Linked DNA regions of Mus musculus: region 1 is linked to region 2. Evidence: chromatin contacts called from ENCODE Hi-C or POLR2A ChIA-PET data. All regions are on one chromosome and are shown on one strand. The core of a region is the stretch at or near the end of the contact, and the rest is flanking DNA. Distances in the headings are between cores, read along the strand shown. Region 1 holds the start of Akap17b (A kinase (PRKA) anchor protein 17B). Region 2 holds the start of Pgrmc1 (progesterone receptor membrane component 1).

What was found. Hi-C counts contacts between places; a loop is a spot of excess contacts on that map. ChIA-PET counts read pairs that join two places held with the same protein, here RNA polymerase II (POLR2A).
Region 1: a loop to region 2 is called in a map of heart, with 5 times the contacts of the local background. The contact joins the promoter of Akap17b here to the promoter of Pgrmc1 in region 2. A Hi-C loop is called at or near these places in 2 of 37 maps with a recorded cell type or tissue (both heart). POLR2A ChIA-PET finds 5 or more read pairs at or near these places in 4 of 5 experiments (Patski and embryonic stem cell).

What each region holds. Positions count from the first base shown.
Region 1 is chrX:36,643,696-36,648,492 of GRCm38, forward strand. It overlaps Akap17b (A kinase (PRKA) anchor protein 17B), which reads right to left and starts at 1,719. Exons shown (of 7, transcript NM_001081956.1): 1 at 1,355-1,719.
Region 2 is chrX:36,595,497-36,600,258 of GRCm38, forward strand. It overlaps Pgrmc1 (progesterone receptor membrane component 1), which reads left to right and starts at 2,697. Exons shown (of 3, transcript NM_016783.4): 1 at 2,697-3,118. The coding sequence starts at 2,791.

The sequences.
Region 1 (4,797 bases), core at 469-2,968, 47 kb after region 2:
ACTGAAGTAAAAAACACTTTCATGGAAGTTACCCCATGCTTCAAGTTACTCCATCCTTTTGAGAGGATACACTCCCCACACAGGAATAAAAAATAGAACACAGAAATATGCGGCTACCAGCCCGGCGTGGTGGGGCATGCCTTTGATCCCAGCACTCAAAAGGCAGAGGCAGCTGGATTTCTGAGTTCGAGGCCAGCCTGGTCTACAAAGTGAGTTCCAGGACAGCCAGGGCTATACAGAGAAACCCTGTCTCCAAAAACCAAAAAGAAAAAAAAAAAAAAGAAAAAGAAAAAAAAAAGAAAGAAATGTGTGGCTACCAGAATCTCACATGCTTTAAAAAAAATTTTCTTTTAAAAAACTGAATTTGAGAGATCCCCACTACATTTTCAGAATTGAAAAGGCATCCCTATCAATTATACTTCACAATCTTACAGTATTTCAACAGTATGAGGTTTCAAAGGTAGATCTGAGACAGGAAGAACATCAGGTAAAATGGGTACCATCTTTGAAACCCTGTGGGAAATAAAAAGACCCAGGTAGTCCCCATACTGCAATTCAGAGTTCCAGGGTTCCAATCAACACATGTTTAGAGTTAGTGACATTCAAAAGTGCTCAGGTAGTGACTGGTTTCATAAGCAGGTGATAAATGTAAAAATGGTACTAGTCCCAGTGACCAACATGCTCAGAGACAGCAGTATCCAAGACATGAGGCTCCCCAACTTGCTTTCTTCCCTGATACTTCTGCCCATCTACTCAAAGCTCAAGACTATGCATTCCAAAGGCTTAGAGGTTTACCCTGCTTTCTTGGGTCAAATTAGAAGCAGTTTAATTCCATCCACGGTAGGAACCTCACAAGGCCCTTGGTGGTCATCAGTGGGCAGAGGCAACGGACCCTGGGTAGTGGTTAACTGGAATGAATGTCACTGAAGCAGATTGAGAACCAGAGCCCTTGGCTTTTGCATACAGCAGGGAGGAGGGCATCCTTCAGCTTTCCTAAGCAATCTAGTACACCCTAAGGAAAAGCTTCCAGTGACCTCAGCTGCAGCAGCGGCCACAGCGCCCCCTAGTGCGGCACCAAGACCCAAGAGAGCAGCCGAATGGATCCAAGGGGGAAAGCCTAGGGGCATCTCTAGAAAACCTGGTTTCCACCTAGAGCAGGCCTGGCTACCTGGGTTCTCTCCAAAACCCCTCCCAAGTCCTCACTCAGGGTCCAACGCGGCCCTGCCTCCCAGGCACCCAAGACTCCGGTAGGCCAGGGCGGCCGGCCAACCGGGACGCAGAAGGACGCAGCCGCCTGGTCGATTCTCAGAAAGGGGGGGGGGGGTGTTATCGGGAGCCTCAGCAGCCGCTGTACCTTCACGCTTAGCTCCGCTGGGGTAGCGGAACCGCTACCGCTCCTGCCGCCGCCTCCCTCCAGCCGCCGCAGTGTCAAGGATCAACCCTCCTGGTCGCTCTCTTCCACCGCCGCGGGCGAGGCCAGCTGTTGAATGGCTCAGGTCGCGACACAGAGTCGTCCTCGCCGCATCCGAGAAGGCGACGCAGGCGCGCGCGCTCGTGCCAACGCCCCGAGCGCCCCTCGCCCCGCTGCAGGCCCCGTGAGCTTCCAGGTGGCTGCCTCCTGATTCCTGGCTGGGGGCTACAGGGTGCAGGTTTGCACGCCTGCCTGCTCCAATCCCTTGGTGGGCTCCAGCGGACCAATTGACTCCCCTCGAGAGCTCCGCCCCCTTCGCTGCCATCCCTTGACTTGCCGGCAGAACCAATGGCAACCACCGACTAGACCCGCCCCTAGGATTTCCCCAGGGCCAATCGCCTTCTCCCGAGCAAGCATTAAAGTAACCCCGCCCCTCCTGTACAGCCAAGCAAGGGCCAAAGTTAATTCCATTGCAAGGTTCTAACTAGCTCAAGGTTTTGTCCAGTTTACTCACCGCCCACCCCACTGCCTAATTATGTGATTTAGAGACTGCAGACACCACCAACACCCACCCACTACACACACACACACACACACACACACACACACACACACACACACACACACACACACACAGAGAGAGAGAGAGAGAGAGAGAGAGAGAGAGAGAGACAGAGAGAGAGAGAGAGAGAGAGAGAGAGAGAGAGAGAGAGAGAACAGTGCTACAGGCCTTTAATCCCAGCACAGACAGAGGCAGGCGGATCTATGAGTTCAAGGCCAGCCTGGTCTACAGAGTGAGTTCCAGGACAACCAGGGCTACACAGAGAAACCCTGTCTCGATAAAGAACAAGCACAAGAAAAGAAAGAGAGCCAAGACTGGGGGAGGGGGATGCAAGCATGAGGACCCAGCTCAGATCTGTAGCAAGGGTGTAAAAGTTGGAATGTGGTAGGGTGAGTTTGCAATTCCCATTGCAAAGGGAATGGGAATTAGGCCAGAGGTGGTGATACTGTGTGGCTTTCTGGACCTTGCTGGTCAGCCAGGCTAGCTAGGCAATTGGTGAGTTTCAGGTTCAGTGAGAGACCCCGTCTCACAAAATAAGGAACAAAGCAATCAAGAAGACACCCGATGTTGACCTGTAGCCTCCACACACTTGTGGACACATACACATTTTTTACAAGAGAAAAAAACATCACGGAGAGACTTACCCACCGTCATAGCTGAGAACTAGCCACTCTCTTGACCAGATCTTCCCCATCAAGAAGTCAGCAAGAACCTAGGAGAACACTCACTGGTTGTGGGTTTATTTTCTTCTTGTCCAGTATCCAGTACAGGAGCTTAGACCCTGTATGCTGGGAAACTTCCAGGAACCAGGCACCAAGACTCCCTGACTCTGCGATGGTCACTTTGGTCTCTGGCCTTCTAGCCTGAGGATAAGCAAAGGTAGCCTTGCCTCTCCTTCTCCATGGTTTTCTAACAATTTAAAGACCATTCTCCTGGCCCACTGTTCCAGGCTCTGATGTTCAAAGACACAAATTGAGGGTCTTCTCTGAATGTAAGCCAATTGCCTTAAATCTTTTGAAAACAGACACCAGGAACTAAGTGTCCCTTCCAACCCTTGCCCAGATGACATTTCTTTGAGTTCATCAACATGGAATTCACTTTCTCAGATGACAAATCACAAAGTTGACACTTAAGAGATTTACTGTCAACTCCTTCCCTGGGGAGGTTCTCACAGCAGCAGCTGTCACAGGGCTGGTTTTGCTTGATTACCTGGTGTGGAGGTTAATGTTAATTTCATTCACTTCCGTCAAGACCCCTGCTGCTCACTCTGGCCTAAATAAATCATCCCTCCTGCTTGATTATCCGACTCTCATCCTCTTTACACAATTGCCACAGAGCCCCCTGGGCGACTTCTGGCTGGGAAAAGTTCTCAACACTGAGTGTTGCCCTTGTCCATTTCACAGCGGAAGCTACAACTCTGGTTCTAAAATACAATAGGGTCCCCATACTGCATCCCCACTTAAAGGCCCATCACAGCTGCTAATGTTTTCCCACTACCCTCTTGCCTCCAGTGCTCTTAGAATAAAGCCCCAACCCACTGCACTGCTTGTAAAACCCTTTGTAATCTGGAATCTGGTCTCACCTGTCCAGCCTCATTCCTAGCTATTCTACTGCCATCTCAGAACACTTTACACTTTTTTAAAAATGGATCTTGGTTTTGGTGGTGGTGGTGGTGGTTTTTTGTTTTGGTTTGGTTTGGTTTCCCCACCACCACCACCACCCCCCAGAAGGGGTTTCTCTGTTTAGTCCTGGCTGTAAAGGAACTCACTCTGTAGACCAGGCTGGCCTCGAACTCAGAAATTTGCCTGCCTCTGCCTCCCGAGTGCTAGGATTAAAGGCATGCACCACGACCGGCTCTCAGAGCACTTTATACTTCTAATATAAATTCCTATTGTTTCCCCAGTGAGCTATGTTATCTTGCATGCCTATTATACAAAGTCTAGAATAAGTTGATCCTTATCAACCTCTGCCTGACCTACAAATCATAGATGTATCTTTTTTATGCACTGTGCAAATATGTGCAGATATGTAATTATGTGAGATGTGCTCTCATTATGTGTCAAATCTCTGGGATAAAAAGTGTGTATGATTAAAATAATGTATAAGATCTAGAGTTGAATATCCCATAGCTTAGGCATAATACACTTTTGTGCATTGATTTTCCTGTAAAATACACACAAATACAAATGCGTAGGAGTGGGTTCCTCTGTCAGGAGCTCCTGAGTAGGGTGTAAGTAATAACCCTGATTCCTTAGCACTGGAAAACAAACATCAAGGTTGCTAAATGTTTTTGGTTTGCTGGGGCCTGGATTAAACTCATGGCTTCACACATGCCCAGGAAACACTTAAATACACCCAGGGGCGGCGGGGAGGGGAGAGCCCCCAGCAGCTAACTGTAAAGATTGTTTTAGACTTCAGATATGACCAAATGAATGAAGGGTTGGGAAAAAGTAACCGCCTTTTCTTTCTCCCCTATTGAGTATCACTGGGTGATTATTAAAGTTTGGCATTTCACAAAGTTTGGCAACGTGAAGGCTAAAGATTATGGCTTTTTTCTTTCATATTCAGTTTAAATTTTAAAGCCTAAGTTATTAAAATGTTTTGTGTGGCTTTTTCTCCCTCTTTTTGTAGATCAGATCAAATAAGAAATTGATAGCATGCTGTAGCTGTTAATGGTCCAAAGAGCAAAGACATGAACAGGAAGGTAAAATAAATCAAATGCAGTCTTGAAATTACAGTGCTTTGGCATTAAATAGGATTTTAAAATTAATGTTATCAAATGTTAGATGCTTGAACTACCACTGTGGGGACAGATTTTCATGTT
Region 2 (4,762 bases), core at 1,447-3,946:
AGATCCTTTCTCTATGATAACTCCAGCCTGTGTCAAGTTGACATACAAAACCTGCCAGTATACCATCGAATTCACACTGTATATAGTTTTTCATGCTATTTTCTCCCTGTATACGGAAACATAAATATTTTCCCATGATGTGATGATATTTGAATAATCCAACTATGATTTATCACAATATACAGTGAATTAATTAGCCACTTTATTTGAACTTGAACATTTGGGTTGTGTCCAGAGTTTCCATATCAAAAATGAATGTTTGATGAACATATTCCTAATGGAATCTTGGTCTTCATTCTAAGCAAGATGGATTCCTAGAAGTGGATTACTGGGACAAAAATTCTATTTCTAGAAGCGGGTTTCATGAAAACACTTATGGCTAACAAAAACTTATGCTGATGTTGATGTATGGGAACATCCTCCTCACTTTTCTACCAGCATGTTATTCGTTTCTGCTCTTTATACCCATCCTATACAAAGGTGGCAGATGACAATGGTATTTCCATGTATTTCTTAATTACTAACAAAACTGAACATTTTATATGCTTTTATTCACCACTGATATTTCCTCATTTTTCTCCATTATGACTAGAGGATTTCACTTGTGATTTTCTTTTCTTTCTTTTTTTGTTTCTTTCTTCTTTGCCACATGGTCTGTGAGTGTGGTATGTATTTGAGTATGCATGTGTGTGTATGGGGGGGTGTGCTTGTGTGGATGGCAGAGGTTGAAGTATAGTGTATCCCTTAATCACCCCCCCTTAGATAGCAGGGCAAAAGATAGTCTGTTAACCTGTTGCCCACTCCCCAGCTCTGCATTAAAGGCTAGCTGCCAAACCCTCATAGCTTTTATATGAGTGCTGGGGATGGTGAAGCTGGTCTTCCACTTGCATGCCAGTGTGTTTTGCCCACTAGGCCATTTCCTCAGCCTCTTAACGATCTTCCTATCAGTTAACATGAACACTGAAAGATAGATTCTTTTTTTTTTTTTTTTTTTTTAAATATTTATTTATTTATTATATGTAAGTACACTGTAGCTGTCTTCAGACACACCAGAAGAGGGCATCAGATTTCATTACAGATGGTTATGAGCCACCATGTGGTTGCTGGGATTTGAACTCATGACCTTTGGAAGAGCAGTCGGCACTCTTAACCGCTGAGCCATCTCACCAGCCCCCTTTTTTTTTTTTTTTTTTTGGCCATATTAGTTTCAAATGAAAACATTTTTCACAAGTTTGTTATTTTTTAAGAAATATCTTTGCTGCTCACAGTACTCTGTGAAAGGGATAACTGGATTCTAACCGGAGCTGAGTGCTCTCAGTTTGAGCTTGTTTCATGATGATTAAGTTGAAGAGTTTTGACAAAAGATCTGGAGGGGCCGGTTTAGCTAATCCTAAATTTAGCTCTGGGGGAAAAAATGTGTGGGCTGGATATAAAGAGTGTTTGACTCATTACACTTTAAGAAGATGGGGGGGGGCAGGGATTACAGCAGTGTTTGCCAAAAGTTTTCAGAATTTAGCCAATTCTCTGCACAAATCTCTTGCATGTAAGTGGTGTACAAACAGGATTGTATGGAAAAGTCGTGCCCTGCTCTGCAGATGTGTGCATGGCTTGGTTTTAATTATTCTCCTTTTTCTTATGTTACCGTTTCCCAATTACAATTTAAGGGGGGGGGCAGCCAGATTAGGTCTCTGAAAAATAGGCACAATCCTTGTTCCATAGAGGCCTGCTCCCGTGCAGCCTGTTTGCACACCAGAAGCCTGGGAATCTAAAAAGATAAAATCTAGGATCCTTCCAAACTCCAGCGTTTATCAGGGGCTGTGCTCAGGGTTACAGTGACTGCCAAGGGTAGTTTCCACAGACTTCAAATAGAAGAATGCTGTCAAGCAACGGAACTTTGAACATTATTCTGGTATTTCTATAGAAAAAAAAGGCTCAACAACAGAATGTCAGTTGTTGATTACTGGTGCCTTGTGACTAAGCATAATTGATGATTTCAAAAAGAAAAAAAAAAACTTTAAGAACAAACGCAAAATCTGGCGATCTGAGCTCCAGATTTTATAGAATTGACAGGCCTGTTACCTGACTGGCTGTCCTTTGGGTGTTAGTCCCACAGCTTTTGGGCAAGAATTGGAGGCGAACCATCCCAAAATGGATGTTCGAATAGTCTAGGACTGTAAGGTGAAAAGGAGTTGAAGGCATGATATTAGAGTATCCCAAAACAGCTACCTGGCTCTAAGGGTATGGCCCAGGGGAGAGAGTATAAGGGGCTTTAAAATAGAAGCGAAGCAAGAGAAATGCGACCTCATTTTAACTGACGTCATTTGCCGCGAGGAGCGGGCCCTAAAGTCAAGGCTTCCCCACAGGGTCAGCGGGAAGCTACCCACTGTACCCAAGAGACTGAGCTGTGTGTCTGCGAGCTGCACTATGATCTGAGGGTGCCCGGAAACCGGGGCAGAGGCCCAGCAGGTAGAACAGAGAGGTGGGCTGGGCTCGGTGGCCCTGGTTGACGGAGCGGTTGAGGGAGAAAGACCAAGACCCCCGAGGCTACATAGGGGGCCCGAAGCAGAGGCCGAACCAGGCCCAGCTTGCCCGAGCCAGCCCGAGCAGGGCGGGGCGCTTAGGTGGCCGCGAAGGGCGGGGGCTTATAGGCTCCGCCCCCGGAGCCCCGCCCCTCCCGAGCTTTTCTTCCTCTGTCAAAGAACGCTGCGCGCCACTGTTCGCTGGGAGGGCGGAGGAAGCGGACTGTTCCGGAGCTCTGCCTAGCCGGGCCCAACCTTTGCTCCAGAGATCATGGCTGCCGAGGATGTGGTGGCGACTGGCGCCGACCCGAGCGAGCTAGAGGGCGGCGGGCTGCTGCACGAGATTTTCACGTCTCCTCTCAACCTGCTCCTCCTGGGCCTCTGCATCTTCCTGCTCTACAAGATCGTTCGCGGGGACCAGCCCGGTGCCAGTGGCGACAACGACGACGACGAACCACCCCCGCTGCCCCGCCTCAAGCGGCGCGACTTCACCCCTGCCGAGCTGAGGCGTTTCGATGGCGTCCAGGACCCGCGCATTCTCATGGCCATCAACGGCAAGGTGTTCGACGTGACCAAAGGCCGCAAGTTCTACGGGCCTGGTACGGAGGCAGGGCCAGGGGGTCGTGGAGACAAAAGAGGGGACCCTGGCGTGGAAGCGGGGCGGGAGAGAGGCCGGGGGAGGTGGGGCGCCCCCGTGGGAGGGTCGGAGGGAAGGCGGGCAGCAATGGGAGCGGGCCGGGGGCACGAGGCTCTGGGTGGGTGGGGGTGCGTACGGGGGGATGGGATGCCCGAATGAGGCTGAGCCTTGGAAACCGCGGGTGGGAGGGACAGCGAGGTCCGAAGCCCCGGGATATTAGGGAACTTTTCGAAGGTAGTGGGCTTTGGGGCGGGGGTCCTGAAAAGAGGGGGAGACTTCGGATTTGAGGGGAAAAAATGAAGGTGTCTCCAGAGAGGCCCAGACACTTGAGAAGACGTGGAGGCCGATGACGCCGGAGGAGCCATGGTGGAATGTAAGGGTGTGTAAAGAGAGAAAGTGGAGAAGGGGATTAGTGTCAGGTAAAGCAGCATTGTTCCTGGCGGAGAATGTGTGTGTGTGTGTGTGTGTGTGTGTGTGTGTGTGTACACTGTGTGCATGCGCAGTGAATGTGTGTTTGGTGTACACCGTTTGTCTGGGGGGTGGCGCTTGGAATGTGACATGTGTTAGGTATGTCTTTGGTATGTGTATGTGCGTGCAGAGTGGGGTGGACTCAGGCTGGATGATGAATAAGCGACCAAGCTTGGTTGGATGCATTAAGAGCAGTGTGTGGTGGACTATGGTAACATGGTGAGATGGTCAGAAACACCATATTTAGTGTATGATAGAGTGGGGAGACTGGGAGGTGGAAAAAATAAAATGAAATGAAACGGGGGTGGGAGGGAGGAGTGGAAGGGTCCTGAGAAACAATAGGGTAAGGCTGTGAAGCCCGATGGGTGGGGGGATTTCAGGAAAAGCCAACCAAGGGGAAAACAAGAGATGGACAACTCCCCAGAAATGAGGCTTTTCCAAACTGGATTGCCTATCACAATCACCTGATGCTTATGAAAAATACAGATTCTTGGCCTGACCATCCATAGCCACACTTAGATCTCTGGGGCAGGGGAGAGGGCTAAAAAGATCTACATTTTACTCCTCTGCTGTAGGGAAATGGGGAATCAGCCAGATTTAGAAAGCCCTGCTTTCTAGAACATTTAGAGAGGAAGAAGAGGCTTTAGCTCTCCCAATATGGATTCCTCTAAGCACCAGGAACTCGGGGCTGGGGGGTGGGTATGTTCACATGCTCATTGGTCTGAGAGGGAAGACTAGCCAGCACTAATCCAAACCAGACATACCCACTCTGTTACGTCTCAGAGTCCAGCCAATCAAAAGCACATGTGCCAAAGGCTTTTTAGTGAACTCTCACTCTTCCTTTCTGCTTTCAGACATTTTAGAAAATTACGTTCTGTAGGCATGTGACTGCAAAATAATAGGAAAACTACATATTGTTTGTCACTGTAGTCACACATTATCCATAAACAATGGTGTAATTACCCATAATTATTAAGCTAAACCATAAGGTAATCAACACAAATGCACGAGGCCTCGTCATCTGGTTGTATTTGCAAAGTCATCACATGGGGATCCTCCGTGCTTTCAGAGAGCACAGCTGGAGTCAAGCTGTCTCCATTCTAACCAGGTAGGTTACAGTTTGCAGAGTCATCCTGCC